Regions from separate parts of the Homo sapiens genome. Here regions 1 and 3 are each linked to region 2. A link is a contact called in ENCODE Hi-C or POLR2A ChIA-PET data. All regions are on one chromosome and are shown on one strand. The core of a region is the stretch at or near the end of the contact, and the rest is flanking DNA. Distances in the headings are between cores, read along the strand shown.

Evidence for each region. Hi-C counts contacts between places; a loop is a spot of excess contacts on that map. ChIA-PET counts read pairs that join two places held with the same protein, here RNA polymerase II (POLR2A). Pooled maps may share reads with other maps.
Region 1: a loop to region 2 is called in a map of CD4-positive, alpha-beta T cell, with 12 times the contacts of the local background. The contact joins the promoter of ZNF257 here to the promoter of ZNF100 in region 2. A Hi-C loop is called at or near these places in 2 of 168 maps with a recorded cell type or tissue (CD4-positive, alpha-beta T cell and CD4-positive, alpha-beta memory T cell), 1 of 37 single-sample maps with no recorded cell type and 12 of 50 pooled maps. POLR2A ChIA-PET finds 5 or more read pairs at or near these places in 8 of 52 experiments (CD4-positive, alpha-beta T cell, CD4-positive, alpha-beta memory T cell, activated CD4-positive, alpha-beta T cell and 4 more).
Region 3: a map of endothelial cell of umbilical vein shows a loop between it and region 2 (13-fold over the local background). The contact joins the promoter of ZNF738 here to the promoter of ZNF100 in region 2. A Hi-C loop is called at or near these places in 2 of 168 maps with a recorded cell type or tissue (CD4-positive, alpha-beta T cell and endothelial cell of umbilical vein), 4 of 37 single-sample maps with no recorded cell type and 10 of 50 pooled maps. POLR2A ChIA-PET finds 5 or more read pairs at or near these places in 5 of 52 experiments (H1, MCF 10A, WTC11 and 1 more).

The regions. Positions count from the first base shown.
Region 1 is chr19:22,050,117-22,054,621 of GRCh38, reverse strand. ZNF257 (zinc finger protein 257) reads right to left here and starts at 2,138. Exons shown (of 4, transcript NM_033468.4): 1 at 1,987-2,138. The coding sequence starts at 1,989.
Region 2 is chr19:21,765,160-21,769,767 of GRCh38, reverse strand. It overlaps ZNF100 (zinc finger protein 100), which reads left to right and starts at 2,189. Exons shown (of 5, transcript NM_173531.4): 1 at 2,189-2,341; 2 at 3,982-4,074. The coding sequence starts at 2,339. RefSeq lists a silencer at 2,025-2,202.
Region 3 is chr19:21,357,491-21,362,001 of GRCh38, reverse strand. It overlaps ZNF738 (zinc finger protein 738), which reads right to left and starts at 3,002. Exons shown (of 5, transcript NM_001355237.2): 1 at 2,859-3,002; 2 at 144-236. The coding sequence starts at 2,861. RefSeq lists enhancers at 2,641-2,940, 3,732-4,289.

The DNA of each region.
Region 1 (4,505 bases), core at 889-3,388, 280 kb before region 2:
CTTTTTAAAGTGCCATCCAATGCTTTGTCAAAAAATGATTAAAATATGGTATAAAAAATGTAAACTAAAGGATGAATAATTGATAATGTGAATTAGGGAAAACTGGCATTTGGGAATGTCAGAAGAAACTGAAAATTTAGTATTTTATTATTTACTATTTTTGCAATCCAGAGTTAGGCTGAAGAAATGATGAAGGGGGAGGAGGGTAAAACTTGAGACTCTGCTTGGGACACATGTAAAAAATTCAGCGGAAAAGGCCGGACGCGGCTCACTCCTGTAATCCCAGCACTTTGGGAGGCCAAGGCAGGCGGATCACCTGAGGTTAGGAGTTCGAGACCAGCCTAGCCCACATGAAACCTCATCTCTACTAAAAATACAATAACTAGCCAGGTGTGGTGGTGGGTGCCTGTAATCCCAGCTACTCCGGAGGATGAGACAGGAGAATAGCTTGAACCTGGGAGGCGGAGGTTGCAATGAGCAGAAATCTCGCCCCTGCACTCCAGCCTGGGTGACAGAGTGAAACTCCTTCTTAAAAAAAAAAAAAAAGAAAAACAAATCAGCGGAAAATTAGTCCCCTGTGGCTTGTGAAAATAATTAAGTGGCAGGCAACTAGACTGAGGTGGCTCTAGTCCCTGGATTTCTACTTTAAAGAAATTTAACTCAAATGCATGGTTTTTGTTTTGTTTTGTTTTTTTTGAGATGGAGTTTCACTCTTGTTGCCCAGGCTGGAGTGCAATGGCACAATCTCGGCTCACTGCAACCTCCACCTCCTGGGTTCAAGCGATTCTCCTGCCTCAGCCTCCGGAGTAGCTGGGATTACAGGCATGCACTACCACGCCCCGCTAATTTTGTATTGTTAGTAGAGGCGGAGTTTCTCCATGTTGGTAAGGCTGGTCTCGAACTCCCGACCTCAAGTGATCCGCCCGCCTGGGCCTCCCAAAGTGCTCGGATTACAAGCGTGAGCCACAGCGCCGGCCTCAAACGCATGTTTTTATAAATTACTAAATTGGGGGAAACAAAATTGAGGCGTAGCCAACTATACACTACCATTTAACCTCTGATTACATAACAAGGAAATGTCCACCTTGATAGTACAAATTAACAAACTATGTAACTGCATCTAACCAATTACTGAATTTGGTTTTCTTTATCTCATGTTATTAAAGTCTTCTCTTCAAGCCCCTGCTATGGACGACAAATGACAAACCATAGCTGGGTACTTTACAATTTTTTTTTTTTTTTTTTTTTTTTTTTTGAGACGGAGTCTCGCTCTGTCTTCAGGCTGGAGTGCAGTGGCGCCATCTCGGCTCACTGCAACCTCTGACTTCCTGGTTCAAGCGATTCTCCTGCCTCAGCCTCCTGAGTAGCTGGGATTATAGGCACATGCCACCACGCCCGCTAATTTTTGTATTTTTAGTAGAGGCGGGGTTTCACCATATTGGCCAGAATGGTCTCAATCTCCTGACCTCGTGATCCGCCTGCCTCGGCCTCCCAAAGTGCTGGGATTACAGGCGTGTGCCACCGCGCCCGGATTTTTGAATCACTCTTTAATTAAATTCTTTAATATTTTTGCGGTGACTTCTGTATATTTTTAATAAGAGAAAAGAGAGACTCAGAACCCCACAGACCAAAGCTCTTCCCATTCATGAACCCCGCACCCCGAGTCAGGATTCTCCCCTGACGACTCTCCTGTGGTCCCTGCACAACCTGGGGAGACTCGGCGCTGCGGGTGCAGAGCTGCCGAGAGAGGGATCCAGGCCAGGGCACAGTCACTGCGCAGGGAAGAGACAGGACGCCCGGGGTCCCGGCTGTCAGCGCAGCCGCCATCTTATGGCTGAGGGGGACCGAGGCCGAGCTGGCCAAGGAAAACTCGGGCGCAGATGGTAGGGCTGACTGCAAGGAGGCCTGAGTCCCGCCACAGCGACTTCCCACAGGTTCCAACCACCCCCTTCCCCTCTCCCAGGATGTCGGACCCAGCACTCTCACCATTTCTAGGCTTCCAGGAGGACCTGGCGTCTTAGCTGGGGATCTCCCAATACCTGCAGGTCACAGGGCCACAGAGGCTGGGCCCCTAGGAGAAGAGGACACAGACCAGGGAAGACGAGACCTGCAGCTCGGGCTAGAGCGAGAGACAAAGTACCCGCCAAACCCGGAAGCCACCCTGTCCGCTCCAGCTTCGTGTCTGATTGGACGGTTTCCAGCCCAGCGTCCCTGACTGGATAACGTTTAAGGCCTCGCCCCTTTAGGCCCTGAGTGACAGGAGACGTGATCAGATGCTCGGCTGAATGAAGAAAGAGTGAAAGCCTAAGCTCCAGCCTTTTCAGGCAGGTTTTCCTCCCTGAGCTGAGCCAGGCCCAACCCAAAGGTATTTGCATTTAACCTTGTGTGTAAGGTCATATGCGTTTATACATAATACATAATATGGCCGGGCGCGGTGGCTCACGCCTGTAGTCCCAGCTACTCCGGAGGCTGAGGCAGGAGAATCGCTTGAACCCAGGAGGCGGAGATTGCAGTAAGCCGAGATCGCGCCACTGCACTCCAGCCTGGGCCACAGAGTGAGACTCTGTCTCAAAAAAAAAAAGAAAAGAAAAAAATACACTATATTGTTATTCACAAACAAAAATAATCTAATAACAACTATTTTAAAATTTCAGCTTTCCTGACCTTCCTGGCTTCTGGTTTTTTGATCAGGCAGCCTGAGATTTTAAGAAGGAGGCAATCATGGCCGGGTGCGGTGGCTCACGCCTGTAATCCCAGCACTTTGGGAGGCCGAGGCCGGCGGATCACCTGAGGTCAGGAGTTGGAGACCAGCCTGACCAATACGATGAAACTCCGTCTCTACTAAAAATACAAAAATTAGCGGGGCATGGTGGCGGGTGCCTGTAATCCCAGCTACTGGGGAGGCCGAGACAGGTGAACCCGGGAGGCAGGAGTTGCAGTGAGCCGAGATCGCTTTGAACTCCAGCCTGGGCACCAAAAGCGAAACTAAGCTCCGTCAAAAAAAAAAAAAAAAAAAGGAGGCAATCTTCTGAAATAGAATGTGAGCCAAATGTGAATTTTAAATTTTCTAGTAGCCAAACTTTAAAAAGAAAGAAGAAATAGGTCAAACTGATTGTAACAATTTCAGTAACCCAATATATCCAAAATATTACTATATGAGCAATGTGTAATTATTAATGTAGCATGTATATAGTTAGAACTATATCATTGGAACTAAGTCTGTTTTTTTTTGTTTTTTTTGTTTTTTTTTTTTTATTTTTTTTTGAGATGGAGTTTCGCTTTTGTTGCCCAGGCTGGAGTGCAATGGCACAAAGTGTGTTCTCTGCCTCCTGGGTTCAAGTGAGTCTCCTGCCTCGGCCTCCTGAGTAGCTGGGATTACAGGCATCTGCCACCATGCCCGGCTAATTTTTGTATTTTTAGTAGAGACGGGGTTTCTCCATGTTGGTCAGGCTGGTCTGGAACTCCCGACCTCAAGTGATCCACCTGCCTCGGCCTCCCAAAGTGCTGGGATTACAGGCGTGAGCCACCGCACACAGGCTACTAAGTCTGTTTTTTGCCTTTCCAGCACATCACAGTGTAGACCCAGCCACATTCCAGGCACTCAGGAGCCACACGTGAAGTGCAGCTCTGATGTTGGGTGGGTAAAGGGCCTGAATAAATTTATTCTGCCAGTGTGAAGGAAGGGCCTCTTCCTAACAACATCTCTCTTCAGTTTGGAGGATGGAAAAGATGGCGGCCATAGAAAGAGCAGAGGGCAGCAGGAATAAATTAACCACAAGTAGACAACTGCTGGCCACCTTTGGCCCACCTTCCTTCCAGAGATCAGAAAGGGAGCAAAGGATGATAGGTCCGGAGGAGAAGAAAACTCTAAGTCTTCATATCTGTGCATACTCTTGACCTGCAGTGTTTATATAGAGAGAAAATAGATTAAATGCAAACATATTTTGCTATTTGGCCTTGAACCTAATCATCGGGCCTCCTGGATTGAAGTGATTCTCGTGCCTCAGCCTCCGGAATAGCTGGGATTACAGGCGTGTACCACCATGCTCAGCTAATTTTTTTGTATTTTTAGTAGAGATGGGGTTTTGCCATGTAAGCCAGGCTGGTCTTGAGCTCCTGGCCTCAAGTGATCCGCCCACCTCAGCCTCCCAAAGTGCTGGAATTACAGGCATAAGCCACTGTGCCTGGCTATGATATATTTTTACATTTATGGTTTAGGTGATATGTCCTTCTTCTCTGTCATGTCCCTGCCAAAATGTGGGATGATGACATATCCCTGGACCTAGCACATAGTTAACGTGACTCTTGTATGTTGCAGAGGCCCCACATATTTTGAGTAGTGTGACATATGACTAGACCAAACACCTAGAAGATGGGAGGCACCTGTCTGTTCCCTGTAAACAGGGTGTTAGCCCTACCATTCTCAAAAGCCTCATGACATATCTCTGCATTCATCACCTAGGAGATGTGACTCTCTTCTGCTGCCTGCATCCTGCCAACAGGAA
Region 2 (4,608 bases), core at 940-3,439:
GCATGCACCACCATGGGTGGCTAATTTCTTCATTTTTGTCATGGAAACAGAATCTTATTATGTTGATCAGGCTGCATTGGAACTCCTAAGCTCACATAAATCTCCCATATCAGCCTCCCAAAGTACTAAAAATACAGGTGAGAGCCACCGTGTGCTTCTGCAATTTTTGTGAGGATTATTCCCAAATGAGCACAAATCTAAAAGGAATCTGACTTCTACTATGGAAGTGTCACTCTCCAGGATTTCAATAGTCTAGGGCAGGGCAGCTACTTTAGTAGTGTCATCTATGGAGGTGCATGGGCTTTGGAGTCAGATAAAGTTGATCCTGAGTCTCAGCCCAGCCACTTAGTAGCCGTAGGACTTTGCACAAGTTTCCTGATGTGGAAGAGTTCTATATACCACATATGCAAAAAAGGTAGAATGATACTGATTGCAAAATGACATTTTTTCATCCCTCTTGTATCTTTGCCCATAACCAGGTGCTTTTACAGCTGTTTCCATCAAGATCTGGAATCTGTTTTCAAAGCCCTATATCTGGCTGACCTTATTTGCTCAGGTCAACAGAAACCTGTGAACATGACAGTGGGCCAGTTTGGGGCCCAGGCTCAAATGGTATTGACTGCTTCTCTTTTTCTTTTAGAATGCTGCCATCTCCATGAATAATGCCCATGTTAGCCAGCTGGAAAATAAGATACCATGAAGAGGAGAAGCAAGGTGCCCCTGTTGACAGACCCAGGAGCAGAAGCTCACCCCCAGATGCACAGCTGTCTAGTCAAAAAGCAGGTGATGATACATGTCTGAAGGAGCTCAGCTGAGACCAGAAGAATGGCCCCACTCAGCTCGGCCTAAATGGCCAACCATTTCAATTATAAACTAATAAGTTTTGGATGATTTGTTATGCCTCAATAGCTAACTAATACATGCACCCAGTACAGATAAGTTGCCAGGATTCAGTGACAGGTTGACTAAGAGTTGGCTTCTAACAGTGGACACCCTCTAGGTACTGATTTCTTCCCCTGATTTAAAGTTCGATGTTTTGTAAGAGAATTTTGGGTAATGCAGAAATACCTGTAGACATGTATGCGTGTGATTGGTGCTTAGACTCACATAGTCCCCCACACCACAGGAGAAAACAGATAAACACAGCCTGATTGTTAGGGCCAAGACCATATAGCAAACTATGTTTGTTTTTAATCTATTTTCTCCATCTCTAAATACTGGAGTTCAAGTGTGTGGACAGAACTGAAGACATAGTTGTTTTTTCTCCTGTGGCCCCATCATCCTTTGTTCACTATCTGGTCTCTAAAAGAAAGGTGGGCAACAGGTGGCCAGCAGTTGTTTATTACCTGTGGCTATTTTATTCCTACTGCCCTCAGCTCTTTCTATGGGAACTATCTGGTCCACCCTAGGAACCAAAGAGAGATGTTTGTAGGGAGAGTCTCTTCTTTCACTCTCGCAGGAAAGAGATGTTCAGGCCCTTCACACCGCTGACATCAGAGCTGCACTTCAATGTGACAGCTATTGTCCATGTGTGGCTACTGGGTTCCCACAATGTGCCTGGTCTGAAATGCGATATGCTAGAAAGGTAAAATACAAAGTCAGCTTCAAAGATTTAGTTCCAAATATTTATATATTTTATCAATAATTACATATTTCTCACACATTAAAATGATAATATTTTGAATATAATGGGTGAATTACATTGTTAACAATCAGTTCAACTTGTTTCTTTTTAAAGTTTGGCTACTAGAAAATTTCAAATCCACATGTGGCTGACATTCATTTTAGATGATTTTCTCTTTTCTAAAATCTCAGGCTGCCTGCTCAAAGGGCCAGAAGCCAGGAAGGTCATAAAAGCTGAAATTTTAAAATAATTGTTATATTCTTTTCACTTGTGTATAGCTATATAATGTATTATTTATTTATACATATGACCTTATACACAAATTTAAAGGCAAATACTCTCTGGGATGGGCCTAGCTCAGCTGAGGGAGGAAGCCCTGTCAGAAGAGGGGGCAGTCTAGGCTGTCACTCTTTCTTCATTGAACCCGCATCTGATCACATCTTCTGTCACTCAAAGCCTGACAGGGCGGGGATTTAAGCATTATCCAACCAGGGACGCTGGGCTGGAAACCGTCCAATCAGGCATGCAGCTGGAGCGGACTGGACGGCTTCCGGGTTTGGCGGGGTCTTTGTCTCTCGCTGTAGCCGGAGCTCCAGGTTTTGCTCTCACTTCTCTGTGTCTTCTGCTCCTAGGGGCCTAGCCTGTGTGGCCCTCTGACCTGCAGATATTGGGAGATCCACAGCTAAGACGCCAGGACCCCCTAGAAGCCTAGAAATGGTGAGAGTGCCCGGTCCGACATCCCGAGAGACGGCGAAAGGGCTGGTTGGAACTGGTGGGAAGTAGCTGTGGCGGGACTCAGGCCTCTCCGCAGTCAGCTTCACAATCTGCGCCTTGCCCAGCTCGGCCTCCGTCCCCTTCGGCCATAAGATGGCGGCTGCGCTGACAGCCAGGACCCCAGGCGTCCTTTCTCTTCCCTGCGTAGTGACTGTGCCTTGGCCTGGAGCCCTCTCTTGGCAGCTCTGCACCCGCAGCGCCGCGTCTCTCTCAGATTGTGCAGGGACCACGGGAGGGTCGTCAGGGGAAAATCCTGACTCGGGGTGCGGGTTCATGAATGGGAAGATCTTTGGTCCGTGGCTTTCCCAGTTCCTCTTTTCTCCTATTAAAAATGTATGGGAGTCACTGCACAAATATTAACGATTTTTTTGTTTGTTTGAGACGGAGTCGCTCTGTCGCCCAGGCTAGGGTTTAGTGGCGCGATCTCCCCTCACTGCAACCTCCGCCTCCCGGGTTCTGGAGATTCTCCTGGCTCAGCCTCCCGAGTAACTGGGATTACAGGCGCCTGTCACTGGGCCGGCCTTATTTTTTTGTATTTTTAGTTGGGACGGGGTTTCACCTCGTTGGCCAGGCTGGTCTTGAACTCCTGACCTCGTGATCCGCCCGCCTTGGCCTCCTAAAGTGCTGGGATTACAGGCGTGAGCCACCGCGCCTGGCCTAAAGAATTTAATCAAACAGTGATTCAAGAATCATAGAGTATCCAGCTATGGTTTGTAGTTTGTTGTCTATGGGAGAGGCTTGAAGGAAAGTCATTTATAAAATGTATGATGAAGAAAACTAAATTTAGTAATTGGTTACAGTAACGTAGTTTCTTGATTTGTACAATACAGGTGAAGATTTCCTGGTTGTGTAATCAGAGGTTAATTAACAGTTTATAGTTGTTTAAGCCTACATTTTCTCTGAATGTAGTAATTAAAAAAAAAATGCACCTGAGTTAGATTTTTTTTTTTTTTAAGTAGGAACCCAGGGACTAGAGACACCTCAGTGGAATTGCCTGTCTCTTAATTATTTTCACACTCCACGGGGAACTGATTTTCTGCTGCATTTTTCACCTGTGTCCCAAGCAGGTTGTTAAGTCTAACCCCCGTCCCCCATTTCTCCAGCCTCACTCTGGCTTGCAGTAAGATACTAAATTTCCAATTTCTTCTGGCGTTCCCAAATGTCAACTTTTCCTTCCTAATTCACATTATCACCTATTTGTCCTTTAGTGTACTTGTTTATACCATATTTTAATTAATTGTTTTTGACAAAGCATTAAATGGCGCTTTTAAGAAGATGTGTTATCCGCTTGTAAATATTTCCCACGAAAAGGAAACAAAGACTAATCCTCTGACACTGTATTGTAGAAAATCTCTGTGTCTCTTTTCCTTTTACCTTCTCTAGGCACAGAGATTTATCAGAATGTTTTTGGGTCAAGGTTTTGATTTGGAAAAATCTATGGGGTGATGTGTCCTCAGCCACCCTTTAGTTTTTTCCTGGTCCTGGGTTTCAGTACTATCTGTGGATAAACCGAGATATCCGCCATGGTTCTGTCAGCTAAAGTGCCTAGTGAATGTCAGCTTCTGGTTTATTTTCTCCCGTAGGATGACCCGAGGTATGGAATGTGTCCTCTCAAGGGAGCAAGTGGATGCCCTGGGGCTGAGAGGAGTCTTCTGGTGCAGTCTTATTTTGAAAAGGTAACCCCTTGAGACATTAAAATTGTCTTCACCCAACCCAGCTTTCATTTCTTGGAGACACGTTGCTGGTCAGCCAATCAGATGCTGGTATTGAGGGGAAACACAAAAATAATTTCTGCTCCCTGGATCATCTAAGGGGGGCAGAAAAATAGTGAAATAAATATAAAGAAAAATATTGGAAAAAAAAGTGAAAATTTTGTTACCAAAAAGTATTCCAAAAGACAAACAACAACAGAACTGACCCCAGTGAGATGGTGTAAGAGCTTGCAAAGTAAAATGCACCTGGGGCAGTCACTGGGGCATAATGCAGTGTCTTCTGAGTGGGTGGTTCTTGAGCACATAAGTGAGCAGGAGTGGGTGGAAGAATCTCTCCAGTGATTGAATGACCTGACTTGAAACATGAGTCAGACACATCTGTTATTTAATCAGCACTGCCACTACCTGGGTTTGTCACCTTGAAGATATTTGTCACTTATTTTGACCTCAGTTTTTTAGCTGTAAATTGCATTATATTAGTAGGGCTTGAAAGGTAGA
Region 3 (4,511 bases), core at 1,753-4,252, 410 kb after region 2:
CAAGTGATTGTCCTGCCTCAGCAACCCCGAGTAGCTGGAAATTCAGGCATGCACCACCATGCTTGGCTAAGTTTTTTGTATTTTTAGTAGAGCATGTTTTTCAAGCTGGTCCCAAAGACAATTTTAACATATCAAGGGGTTACCTTTTCAAAATAAGAGTACTCCAGAAGATTCCTCTCAGCCCCAGGGTATCCACTTGCCCCCTTGACAGGATACACTCCATACCTCAGGTCGTCCTATGGGAGAAAATAAACCAGAAGCTGATATCCACTAGACACTCTAGCTGACATAACCATGGCAGATATCTCGGTTTATCCCCAGATAATACTGAAACCCAGGACCGGGAAAAAACTAAACGGTGGCTGAGGACACATCACCCCATAAATTTTCCAAAGCAGAACTCTGACCCAAAAAAATTCCGATAACATCTCTGTGCCTAGAAAGATAAAAGGAAAAGACACACAGAGATTTTTTGCAACACAGTGTCAGGGGATTATTATTTGCTTTCTTTTCATGGAAAATATTTACAAACAGATAACAAACCTTCTTAAAAGTACCATTGGTCTGGGTGTGGTGGCTCACGCCTGTAATCCCCACACTTTGGGAGGCCGAGGCGGGCGGATCACCTGAGGTCGGGAGTTCGAGACCAGCCTGACCAACATAGAGAAACCCTGTCTCTACTAAAAATAAAAAATTAGCCGGGCGTGGTGGCTGGCACATGCCTGTAATCCCAGCTACTCGGAGGCTGAGGCAGGAGAATCGCCTGAACCCGGGAGGCAGAAGTTGCGGTGAGCCGAGACCATGCCACTGTACTCCAGCCTGGGCAACAAGAGCAAAACTCCGTCTCAAAACAAAAAACAAACAAAAAAACCCCCAAAACACCATTTATGCAGGGCGCAGTGGCTCACGCCTGTAATCCCAGCACTTCGGGAGGCCAAGGCGGGCGGATCACCTGAGGTCGGGAGTTCATGACCAGCCTGACCAACATGGAGAAACCCTATCTCTTCTAAAAATACAAAATCAGCTGGGCGTGGTGGTGCATGCCTGTAAACCCAGCTACTTGGGAGGCTGAGGCATGAGAACCTCGTGAACCCGGAGGCGGAGGTTGTGGTGAGCCGAGAATGTGCCTTTGCAACAAGAGTGAAACTCCGTCTCAAAAAAAAAAGAAAAGAAAAAAGCACCATTTAATGCCTTGCCAAAAAATAATTAATTAAAATACGGTATAAAAAAGTACACTACAAAATAAGTGGCCAGGCCCGGTGGCTCACGCCTGTAATTCCAGCACTTTGGCAAGCTGATGCGGGCGGATCACCTGAGGTCAGGAGTTCGAGACCAGCCTGGCCAGCATGGTGAAACCCCCGTCTTTACAAAAACACAAAAATTAGCCAGGTATGATGGCGCGCACCTGTAATCCCAGCTACTAAGGAGGCTGAAGTGGGAGAATTGTTTAAAACCGGGAGGCGGAGGTTGAGGTGAGCCGAGATCGCGCCATTGCACTCCAGCCTGGGAGACAGAGCGAGACTCCATCTCAAAAACAAAACAAAACAAACAAAAAAACACAAATACGTGATAATGTGAATTAGGGAGGAAAAGCTGGCATTTGGGAACCCCAGAAGAAATTGGAAATTTAGTATCTTACTGCAAGCAAGAATGAGGTTGGAGTAATGAGGGATGGGGGTTAGACTTAAGACCCTGATTGGGACCCAGGTGAAAAATGCAGCAGAAAATCAGTTCCCTGTGGAGTGTGAAAATAATTAAGTGGCAGGCAATTAGACTGAGGTTTCTCTAGTCCCTGGGTTCCTACTTCAATTTAAAAAATCTAACTCAGGCGCATTATTTTTAATTACTAAATTCAGAGAAACAAAATTGAGGCTTCACCTACTATAAACTGCCAATTGAGCTCCGATTACATAACCAGGAAATTTTCACCTTTAATGTACAAATTAAAAAACCACGTAACTGTACCTAACCAATTACTAAATTTGGTTTTCTTCATCATGCATTTTACAAAAGACTTTCTTTCAAGCCTCTCCCATAGACCACAAACTAAAAACCACAGCTTGGTGCTCTACAATTCTAGAACCACTTTTTGATTAAATTATTTAATAAGTTAATTTTTTTTTTGAGACAAGAGTCTCGCTCTGTCGCCCAGGCTGGAGTGCAGTGGCACGATCTCGGCTCACTGCAAGCTCTGCCTCCTGGGTTCACGCCATTCTCCTGCCTCAGCCTCCTGAGTAGCTGGGACTACAGGCGCCCGCCACCACGCCCGGCTCATTTTTTGTATTTTTAGTAGAGACGGGGTTTCACCGTGTTAGCCAGGATGGTCTTGATCTCCTGACCTCTGATCCGCCCACCTCGGCCTTCCAAAGTGCTGGGATTACAGGCGTGAGCCACCGCGCCCAGCCTAGAACCACTCTTTGATTAAATTCTTTTAATATTTTTGCAGTGACTCCCATTAACTTTTAATAGGAGATAATAGGAACTGGGAACCCCACGGAACAAACCTCTTCCCATTCATGAACCCGCACCCCAAGTCAGGATTCTCCCCTGACGACCCTCCCACGGTCCCTGCACAATCCGGTAGAGAAGCGGCGCTGCGGGTGCAGAGATTCCCCAGAGAGGGCTCCAGGCAAGGGCACAGTCACTATGCAGGGAAGAGACAGGACGCCCGGGGGCCGGGCTGTCGGCGCAACCGCCATCTTATGGCTGAAGGCGACTGAGGCCGAGCTGGGCAAGGAGAACTCGGGGCGCAGATTGTAGAGCTGACTGCGGGGAGGCCTGAGTCTCGCCACAGCCACTTCCCACCGGTTCCAACCAGCCCTTCCCCTCTCTCGGGATGTTGGACCCCGCACTCTCACCATTTCTAGGCTTCCAGGGTGTCCCGGCGTCTTAGCTGTGGATTCCCAATACCTGCAGGTCACAGGACCAGAGGCTGGGCCTCTAGGAGCAGAGGACACAGAGCAGTGAAGACGAGACCCGGAGTTCCAGCGGCAGCCAAAGACAAAGAAGCGGACAAATCCCGCCACATCCCGGAAGCCGTCCTCTCCGCTCAAGCTGCGTGCCTGATTGGACAGTTCCCAGCCCAGCGTCGCTGATTGGATAACGTTTAAAACCCCACCCTCTCAGGCCCTGACTGACAGAAGATGTAATTAGATGCTGGGCTGAATGAAGAAAGAGTGACCGCCTAGGCTGCAGCCTTTTCAGGCAGGGCTTCCTCCTTGAGCTGAGATAGGCCCACCCCAAAGGGTATTTGCATTCAACCTTGCGTATAAGGTCATATGCATTTGTAAATACTATATCATATGGCTATACATAAATGAAAAGGATATAATAACAAATGTTTTAAAATTTCAGGGTTTTTTTACTTTCCTGGCTTACGGTCCTTTGAGCAGGCAGCCTGAGATTTTAAAAAGGAGGTAATCCTCTGAAATAAAATGTGAGCCACGTGAATTTTGAATTTTCTGGTAGCCAAACTAGAAAATTAAAAAGAAACAAGGGGCCAGGCATGGTGGCTCACGCCTGTAATCCTAGGACTTTAGGAGTACAAGGCGGGCAGATCAAGAGGTCAGGAGTTTGAGACCAGCCTGGCTAACATGGTGAAACCACGTCTCTACTAAAAATACAAAAATTAGCCGGGCGTGGTGGTGGACATCTGTAATCCCAGCTACGCAGGAGGCTGAGGCAGGAGAATTGCTTGAACCCGGGAGGCGGAGGAGGTTGCAGTGAGCAGAGATCGCGCCACTGCACTCCAGCCTGGGCGGACAGAGCGAGACTCCGTTTTGGGGGGTGAAAAATATAAAGAAACAAGAGGCCACGCGCAGTGGCTCACGCCTGTAATCCCAGCACTTTGGGAGGCCGAGGCTGGTGGATCACGAGATCAAGTGATTGAGACCCTCCTGGCAATATGGCTAAACCCTGTCTCTACTGAAAAAAATATAAAAATTAGCCAGGCGTGGTGGCGCATGCCTGTAATCCCAGCTACTGGGGAGGCTGAGGCAGGAGAATCGCTTGAACCCGGGAGGCAGAGGTTGCAGTGAGCCGAGATTGCGCCACTGCACTCCAGCCTAGTGACAGACTGCAACAACAGCAACAACAACAACAACAATAACAAGGAACAGGTTGAATTGATTGTAACAATGTAATTAACCTAATATATACAAAATATCATTTTAATGTGTGAGGAATATGTAATTATTAATGAAGTATATAAATATTTGCAACTAAATTTTTGAAAATAACTCTGTGTTTTACCTTTCTAGCATATCGCGGTTCAGACCAAGCACATTCCAGGCACCCAGGAGCCACACATGGCAGCTCTGATGTCAATGGTGTGAAGGGCCAGAGGGGAAGGAAGGGCCTCTCCCTACTAACATCTATCTTCAGTTCTGAGGTTGGAACAGATAGTGGCCATAGAAAGAGCTGAGGGCAGCAGAAATAAAATAACCACAGGTAAACCACTGCTTACCACCTGTTGCCCACCTTTCTTTTAGAGATTAGGCTGTGAACATAGG